Regions from separate parts of the Homo sapiens genome. Here region 1 is linked to region 2. The links are chromatin contacts, found by Hi-C or POLR2A ChIA-PET in ENCODE. All regions are on one chromosome and are shown on one strand. The core of a region is the stretch at or near the end of the contact, and the rest is flanking DNA. Distances in the headings are between cores, read along the strand shown.

What was found. Hi-C counts contacts between places; a loop is a spot of excess contacts on that map. ChIA-PET counts read pairs that join two places held with the same protein, here RNA polymerase II (POLR2A). Pooled maps may share reads with other maps.
Region 1: a loop to region 2 is called in a pooled map, with 2.9 times the contacts of the local background. The contact joins the enhancer-like site here to the promoter of MSRB3 in region 2. A Hi-C loop is called at or near these places in 1 of 168 maps with a recorded cell type or tissue (heart right ventricle) and 2 of 50 pooled maps. POLR2A ChIA-PET finds 5 or more read pairs at or near these places in 2 of 52 experiments (T-cell and WTC11).

What each region holds. Positions count from the first base shown.
Region 1 is chr12:65,206,323-65,211,271 of GRCh38, forward strand. LEMD3 (LEM domain containing 3) reads left to right here. Exons shown (of 13, transcript NM_014319.5): 2 at 4,604-4,641. Among named protein-coding and RNA genes, the nearest start is that of LEMD3, 39 kb to the left of the region's middle. Within about 2 kb of position 3,494, at least 2 of the 41 ENCODE cell types and tissues checked have a DNase peak (open chromatin) inside an H3K27ac peak, as active enhancers do.
Region 2 is chr12:65,275,598-65,280,211 of GRCh38, forward strand. It overlaps MSRB3 (methionine sulfoxide reductase B3), which reads left to right and starts at 3,086. Exons shown (of 7, transcript NM_001031679.3): 1 at 3,086-3,268. RefSeq lists silencers at 3,296-3,425, 3,526-3,835.

The DNA.
Region 1 (4,949 bases), core at 2,244-4,743, 69 kb before region 2:
TAGCCTTAAGGTCATGGAGTTTTAGATACAAGAGACTGCCTTTAAAACTCCTGTCTGTAGAATTGCTGCCCTCCAGGACTGAACTGTCTTTGAGGACAGGGCTTATATATATTTATTTTTAAATCTCTTGTAACTAACATAACACCTGGACAAGTAGGCACTTTATATGTTTGCGAATATTTTATGTTGGAAGATGAAGCCAAATGAAAATATCTTTTAGTATGGTACTAAATCAGAAATTATAATTTTTTTAAACTGATGCCATGTGGTACACTCTATAGTAGTCATGAACAGAGTGCCATGGCCTGAGAGAGAAGGGGAGAGTGAATAATCATGTCCATGGAAATCACGGGATACTTTATATTTTTATGTATCACGGAAAATACTTCCCTAGACTACAATTGGAGAATTTGTTTTGAAGAGAATTTTTTTCCTCATCTAAGAGAAAATAATGTATTTTCCAACAGCAGTGTTTTCCCTCCATATCCCCATTTTTGTCATTTTTGATGCATTATATAATAACCAAATTAATGATTCAAAATTGGAAAGTTTTAGAGCATGCTTTCTTTATATAAAACCAATATTTTATTTTCTGTAGTTATTTCTATGATGAGAGTTATGTATGCTTTGGAGTCAGACATAAATAGGTTTGAATCTCATATTTTTTAATCCCAACTTACTAAATTGTTTACCTCAAGGAAGCAACTTAACCTCAACATGTCTCAATATTTCTGTCTGCAAAAATAGGGCTAATACCACTCTAAACGGTAGTGTTATGAGGATGAAATGAGGTACCTCTTGAGTACATGGCAGCAGCATTATTCCTGGCGCGTATTAGGAACTCAGTAAACATAATTTCCTTTTTATTCAACGGAGAGGGTTGTAGTAATCAAGACTATAGTACTTTTTCTGGCATTGATGAAGCTGCTATTCTAGGAGACCATAGTATGCCCTCAAGTTTCTATTTGTTCAGCATGTGCATAGTACACAGTATCTGCAAAGGCATTGAGATATGTGGCGATATTGCAGTCTTGTTGGGGGTGGGGGTGAGGAGTAGAACACCAAATATTGAAATCATGATAAAAGGTAGTACATTACTGAGATTCTGAGAAGGGGGATTCTGAGAAGGAGGTCACGATAAACTGCAGTGATTAGGCATCCTTCATGGTGGTAGCATAGCTGCGAACTGAACCTTCAAGGCAAATTGGAGAAGAAAAACATTCAGGCCTAAAGAAGACCAGAAAGAGCAAGTGCTCAGTCTTCTGAGAGAATATTTTTGTGTGCTGTAATTGACAGTGGTTCCATGTATACAGAACAAAAAATTGTCATATTAGACTGAAGCTGGCTGTGTTGATCCAAAGAAAGCGTAGGAAAGCATCCTGAATATACTATTGCCTGTTTTCCTGACTCATAAATAGCATATCCTTTATTCTCCAAATGCTTAGGACTCTTAAACTAGCAAAGCATATACTTTGAAGTTTATAAACGTATAGATGTGTTTGCAAGTTTTTCCTTTTTATCTGAGAATTCATAACATGATAAACTTTATTTCTGTGTAAGAGAATGGAAAACAGTTTACATTTGAGAAAAGATCAGTAAAACTAGTAACATTTTTGGAATTGGTGGGGGTAGAGGAAGGGAGGGATTTGGAGGAGAAGCATTGTGTGTCTTATAAGAAATTATCACAAGATAATTTGTTCCTTGCAACAAGGTGTGATTAGGAACCATTGGAAAATTTTGAGGATTCTAATGAAACATTTAAGGAATTTGATTTTTACAGTTAGTAGAATAGTTTAAAGGGAAAAGAAGTCAAAATATTAAGGACCTTTACAAAGAAAAGCTTGGTATATTTGAGGCTTGAAATAATCTGAACTAAAGTATTGAAGAAGAAATGTCCAAAAAAGCAATAGTGAGAGGCTGTTGGGAGTGTAGGGTTAAAGGAGGACAACAGATCAAAAATGGCTGCAAGGCTCTGCCTTTAGGGGATGGAAGAGTAAATTTTGAAGTACCGTCTTGGTATTATCATTGCTCTAGGATAAGGGATAAGAGCTGTAATTCACTCTCAGGTCCCTCCCTAGTTTTCTAGTGACTGAATAAAGAATGAAGTGGCAAATTTTTGCTGTGGGATGCTTTTGAAACAAGGTTTCTTCTCTTCGGTTACCTAATTGGGAGAGGGTGTTATATATTTTCACTAGGGGTAACAGTATATGTTGTTTCCATTAAAGACTAGGTAATTTGGATGTGATAGAAGATATTGGTGTGTTTTTAGAAATACTGAAATGATTTGGGGAAAGAAAAAATGTATAAAGATACTTTGAAAACTTTGAGGGCTTTTAATTTGTTAGAGTTGCTGTTTTTGGTTGGTGTTTTCTTGTAAAAACTTAACCCCAAGGATATGTTTTACTTCTGCTGTTGTTAATAGGTCTCTGTTCATTTAATAGGTGGCAATTATCATGAGCATTTGGGGAAAAAAATTTTAACGAAGTTTTGTTGGGCAGAAAGTATACTCTTGGCTTTTTTAGGTATGTTATACTCCAGGTATTTTAGACTACAAGGCAAGAGGCAGAAATCTAGAAGGATACTAGGGGTAGAGCAATATTTTCAGCAAAATTGTTTTCCCCCTCTTCAGCTTTCTCTGTTACCCTATCCCTCTCCCTTTTTAGTAGCTCAGAACATACCCTCCTCCAGCATCCTGCAAAATTGAACACTTTTGCTTCAGTGTTAACACACAAAGTGAAATAAAGAAGAGTGCCGAGATAGCACAACAAGCATTTTTCAAGCACTAACTATATATCTAGTACTATGCTTGGTTCTGGGCATGCACATGTGTATAACACACGCTCCCTGTCTTGAGAAGCCCACAGTAGAGCAGTGTGGTGAACATTGATAATTTACAGTTATGCTTTTATGGAGCTACTCACAGAGCTGATTTTCCATTTGATAGTCTTGACAAAAAGTAATTTTGTGTATAATCAAAAAAGCAATACTAGCATAGCTTTTTTTCATAGACATTAAAACTTGTTTTTGGAACTGCACACTTATATTTTTAAGAATTGTTCTTATAAAGAGCAAATAAAACACCTTTTACACTTTGTATTGTTTGGCTAATTTATTGTCATTTGTTTGGCCAAATGACAAGGCATTTTTTTGGTAGTACGTTGAGCTAAATATAGCTGTTCAATGTTTATATTGAAAAATTAATATTATTAAAAAGGGTATCTTTTTAGTCCATGTGTTCTGATCCTTAACATTTTATTTAATCTTGAAGCTATATTATTTCTTCTCCCTATTCCCCTTTTGAGTACTTTTGATTTTCTGTAATATCTTTCAAAACATTTTCTTTCCCAACATTAAAACCCTTTTGATGTATAGAGAAATGTCGTTTAAAAATCCATTAGCAAAATCCCTTATGATGATAACAGGATACATTTTTTTTTCCTTGCTCTTTTATTGTACCTTGTTAAGCTGGTCTCACATGAACTTTCTTAGAATCAGGCAGTTCCTGGTTCCTATGGGACTTCCTGTTTTCTCAAATAAAAATAGAAAAGCATCTCAGAAAGGAAACCTGGTCAGTGTGAACTACTTTGTAAGATCAGTTAGTCTTAGTTAGTCTTAGTTGTGGCCTGGATTATATAGATATATAGTCTATATAAAATATAAAAGTTTACAGGTATCTGAAAGCTTTGAATATTTTCGTATGTAATATCAAAATAAACAAAATGATAAGGAGAAGACTCTGAATAAAAACCCTGAGAGGTGCTACATATTCAGCCGTAAACATTTTTGTATCTTAATTTAGAGGTGAATGAAGGAGGGGCATAGGGGTTGGATGGAAAGTGGTAAATCCTTTCCTTATTATGTAATATTTTATTGTAAATTTGGAATTGCTTAATACTGAGACTTAATTCTTAGTTACTTTGATCTGTATTTTTTTTTCTTGCCACTTTTTCAGATGTTGGCAAGGATTAGGAAGGTGGATTTTTAAAAAATCATTAGAAGTCAGAATTCTAAATGAATTATTCAGTTTTAAAGCATCTTGTAGATTTCTTTCAGTAGTTAACTGCTTCTTAGTCTATATTATGAAGAGAAATCAAATTAAGGTAGAAACAAATGATATAGTCATTAGCAGTAATAATAATGGATAGTGTGTATTGAGTACATATTAAGTGCTTGACACTGTGTCAAACATTTTATCTTGTTTATCTCATTTAATCCTGACAACAACTGTATAAGGTAGGTATCATTGTTATCCATACTCCTTTAAAGAAGAAACTACAATTTAGAGTAGCTAATTAGATGTTAGTTCAAAGAGACATTACTAATAAGTGGTAGAGGTGGAGCTGGGACTTGAACTCAGCTTCTGTGATACCAGAGCACCTGATCTCAATGATTGTGAGGAAAACCACTAATTCAAAGTGAGAATGATAAGTATAAGTCTGAAAAATTACTTCCCTAACCTTTATTATCACCAGTTTGTTTACATTTGGTTCACATATTTATATCCAGTTTTAGCAAAGTACATGCTGGCATTTCAGAGAGTTTGTTTGGGGGATTTTAATTCGTAAGTGATGCTAATACTTGTCTTTTTTTCCTTCCTTGATAGTAGAAAACCCCTTTGGTGAAACATTTGGAAAAATACAAGTAAGTAAACGATCATAATACTGATAATTTTGTGTCATGTTTTATATGATAAAAGCATGAGAATGACTATCAACTAAAAAAAAGTAATTTTAAAGTTATTTTAGTCTTAAACAATAGGTTTTATCAACTTAAAAAAATAGTAATTTTAAGGTTATTTTAGTCTAAAACAATAGGCTTTCTTATTCTGAGTATTCCCTAACTGTCGTATAATTAAATCTGACACAGATTTTCTCTTAAGAGCTGAACTGTTTATCACTTTACTGTAAAAGACTACTGCCAAGTAAAATGGGAGTGGCATATCATCAGTG
Region 2 (4,614 bases), core at 1,836-4,335:
CAGTCTGTTTATTTAGGATGGGTGGCCATGTTCTGTTGGCATGTGACCTTCCCATCTTAGCCACAACTGAAGAACTAGCACCTGGATCGGGGGCGGCCAGTGGCTTGTGAGACAGACTCAATATAAGAATGGTGATAGAATCAGATTCTCCCCCCTGGGGCATTTGGTTATGAGATATATGGAGAGAGTTGGCACCTGGTTGTGGGAACAGAAGTGGAAATACAGGCAGAGAGACAAAGAGCTGTGGTTACACAACTTGAATTATTGTGTGTTCTGAAGACATTTCATGAGTTGCAGCTGTGGTATGCCAGAGCTGGCTCTACGGCCCCAAAAACTGGTTGTGTGGATCCCTTCCCAACCCTGCCTTCAGAGACATCTGGTTGGTGGGAGTATTTGTACCATGTGAATTGGTTAATACTGTAGATCAGGGCCCCTAGCCCTTTCATCCAGATCTGGTTGTTAAATGTTTACCAGCACACCACTGGGTTGGGGGAGGGATGGTGTAGGAAGCAGGCAGAAGCAGCTACCTCCTCTGGGTCTTTACCCTTAAAATCAATGTTGAATGGAATATGGTAACATGATTGTTATTAAGGCTATAATAAAGAAGACATTTAAAAAGCATTGTAAAATACATGATTAAAATATCAATGGTTAAACTACAAAACTTATAGGAATGTGGTCAAGGGGGTAGTACCTTTCCCATTCCCCTAGCTTTCAAAGGCACAGGCCCCGCCCACCATGCCTACAAAGGATGATCTGACAAGCCAGGTAAGCCTCTGGTCTTATTTCCACATGTATTCTTTACCTTGGTTACTTGAGGTAACCTGAGTGCATACCAGTTACTTAAAACCAAAAGCGCCCAATGAATACAGTTTTTGAATGCCACTTTTTTTTAATGTAGAGAAAATAAGACAGATTAGTATGGTAAAAGTATATATGCACTTTAGAATGAGGATTTAATTCTAATACTACTTCACTTCTTCCTGGTAGCATATTACTTACCTATGCCTCAGTCTCCTTAGCTGTAAAATAGGGATAAAAATAATCTCAGAGATATTTGTAAGAATTAAATGAGATATCAGTTATAAAAAACATCTAGCACAGTGTCTGGCACTTATCATGCACTTAGTAACTTTAGTTCTTTTCTGCCACTCTTAGCATATTTATTCAAGCCTTTAGAATAGTGGTTGGCATTGCTGACAGTGATGTCAGCTATGTTGATACAATGAACTCTCTATTTTTACTAACATGAATTGGGTTGTAATGATATTGCATTTTTTATAATTCTATATTTTTGTATGTAAGGTTCTTCACTAAAATATTTTAAATATAGGCATAATTATTGCAATCCTTTGAAACATGCTTTACACTTAGGGAGCTTCTAAATTCCTTTCTACAAATGGCTGTGCCCATTTTATTTTTGTTTTTAAACAAACATTTGGACTATGGGCAAAGAACTTTGCAAAGTGTTGTGGGGGAAGTAGAAAAACAGACACTTATGTAACACAAGGCTATAAAAAAAGAGGAAACGGAGGGAATACTGAAGAGCTTCTTCAGTATTTCCAACTACCTAGGTTCTAGGTACCTAATTAAATAGTCATGTTATGTGTCATTTAAATCCTTTATTCATTGCATTACAATTTATTCACCATTACTTTATCTGGGTCATCTACCCTTAGTCCCATTATAATTGCCAATGCATTAAGGGTGACATTTGCCCATTTGCTATATGTAATTCACAGGATGTGGTGTTTTTCAGTACCAGATGTTTTGAGGGGAGCCACTTGCAATGGACTGTTTTTTGGTGTATGTGTTTTAATAGTTTGCCAGAACTGAGTTTGATTTGAAACAACGTTCTTGATTTTCAAATACAGCATTTTCAAACAAATAGTGTGATGTACAAATTACCATCACTTTAGTTCACGTTGAAATAATCCACACTCTAAATCTGTTTGACATTTACCCCTTAAGTATTTTGGATCAATAAATCATTTCTGTATCATCTAGCATCTTAAAATGTTCGTAAGTAACTACTTAATACCCTACATATCCAGGTCCTGTCCCATTAGTTTGAGGGAAAAAATATATTATAGTAATTAAGACATAATTATGTTGTCTTGAAAAGCTAAGGGTCATTTGGACTTGATTACCCAAGGAGTTATCAGTGCCAAGGAAAATTAGGCAACTACAGGCTTGGGCCTGTAATTAAACATCTAGGACTGACATTTTGTTCATCAGAGGTGGCACCTTCTGAATGAATTACACCATTTCATTTTAGACAAGCTACGGTACATACAAAACAAGTGTGTGGAGGGGGTTGGGGGGTGGACATGAATAGAGATTGGAGGTGGAGAGAAAGACCGGTGTAAACTTAAGCATTTTGTTGTGAAAAACTACTGTTCAGCCAGCCTGCCTGGGCTCCATATATGGTGTTCAAATATAAGTTTGGGACGAGCACCTTTGCAATTTTGGCCAAGAACACACACACACTCACCCTCCTCTGCTAGAGAGGGCCCGCTCACCTGGAACGCAGGCGGCTGGTTCTCCGTATTACAGTGAGTGCTCGTTCTGTATGTATAGGATGGCCAAGTAACTAACTGGCAGCCCTGCTCCTGCCTCACTCTCCCACAACTTTTTATCCCCTCACCACCAACGCTCTCAACAACCCCTGACACGTCTTCCCACAGGTCCCTGGCTCGCTGTCCGGTCTCTTCGTGTTGGTTTGTCCGTTTCCCACTCCTTCAGCGGTCTCAGGTGGAACACGCCAGGTGGGCGCTTGGCTGTGTTCTGGGGTCCCGAGTTGGAAAGGGATGCCCCCAGGCAGAAGGCGGCCGGCAGCCCTGGGGCAGAGGAGGACGAGGGGGAGGAGAGGAGCAGGAGGGCAGGGCAGAGAAGGAGGAGGAGGAGGACGGTGCAGAGGAGGAGGAGGAGGAGGAAGAGGACAGGGCAGAGGAGGAGGGAGTTGGCGGCCGCCGAGCCCCGGGCAGCGGGCCCCGTCCGCGGCCGGCGCGCTCCGTGGTCCTCCCTCGCTCGTCTCCTATGCTCATATTTGGACTCGGCTGCCCGTGCCCAGGAATTTCCCGTCATGCCTCCCGCCGCCCCGTCCGTCGCCCGGAGCCGGGGAGGGAGGGAGCGAGGTTCGGACACCGGCGGCGGCTGCCTGGCCTTTCCATGAGCCCGCGGCGGACCCTCCCGCGCCCCCTCTCGCTCTGCCTCTCCCTCTGCCTCTGCCTCTGCCTGGCCGCGGCTCTGGGAAGTGCGCAGTCCGGTAAGTTCGGGCTCCCCTCCCCTCTCCTCCTCGCCTCACCCCTCCCACCCCGACCCTGCCACGTTAGGGTGTGACCCCGAGCCGGGATTCCATTCTGCGCCTGCTGCGCCCCCTCGGCCACCTGCGGGGACAGCCCCTGCCTCAGCCGAGAAGGGGAGCAGAAGGGTTGCGCCCCGCGCCAGCGGTGAGGGGCCGAACGGAAGGAGGTCAGGGCTGGTTTCCCCCCACCCGCCGAAGGGAGGCGTCTGGCAGCCTCACTGACACCTTATCCTGTCCCGGGAGCGAACCTGAACCCGCGGGAGCCTCTCGCCCCGCGCGGGCCCAGGAGAGAGGGATCTGGCGGGGCAGCCCGCGGGAGGCAGGGGAGGGGTCCATCCCGGAGCCCTCTGCTCTGTGCGTCGACCCTGCCGGGGTTGCCGCTCAGATAACGGGCCCGAGGCGTGGGAACCGGCCCGCCAGGCCTGCGCTTTTCGCCGCGCGCCTCGGAGAGGACGGGGGTGCGGGGCGGCGGGCAGGCGGCAGGGAGGGGCGCACCCGGGAGCGCACCCGCCGCCCGCCCTCCCTGCGCTGCTGCCCCGCTGCTGGGCCAGACTCCAGCGGGCCCGCCTGGCATTTCACAGGCCAAAATCGAACAGAACCCCGAGTTTGCCAGGTATCAGTTTTGCTTTGTTTTTAAGCAGAAAAAGGCATCCAAGTCTATTTTTGAAGTTTTACACTGGGCTATTTCGAGTCAAACTATATGAATGAAAAGTGCTGTTCCTGCCTTATTTGGTTTAGGGCTAATAGCTATCGGAAGTGGCAGTTATGAAGTCGTTACAGTAAGACTTTATAAGATAATCTTCTTGAATCATGTGGGAACTGTTGGGGGGAATTTAATATCAGATTATTATTTTAAAAAGCAGTTATTTTAAAGTACAAAGGTAGGGATAAAGGTAAATGTGAAATTGCATGGACTTTTACGTTTGTGATGAGTAGTCGTCAAAGCTTCTTGCTTCTTAATTTTATCGGGAATGGAAGAATATAAATTATAATTCCTTAGAGCTGAGATTTCTTAGGAGATTTTAGTTTGCTTTTGTTTTTTCTACCAATAGACTAAATTGTCAAATAAGATATGGCAAACTAGGACTCATAAATTAGTTGAAACATGACTCTATGAAGCATAGATTATATTCAGTACTCTCTGGTTTATCTCTTCATATTTTCATTTGCAGCGCTGGTGGCAAGATCGATTTTCAAAAACAATTTTGTCTATAAAAAAACTTCAGGGTTCATATAACTTATAAAATTGTCAGTTCAGATTAATGGCAGATATTTACAATATTTAACTTTATTCAATTTGCAATTTG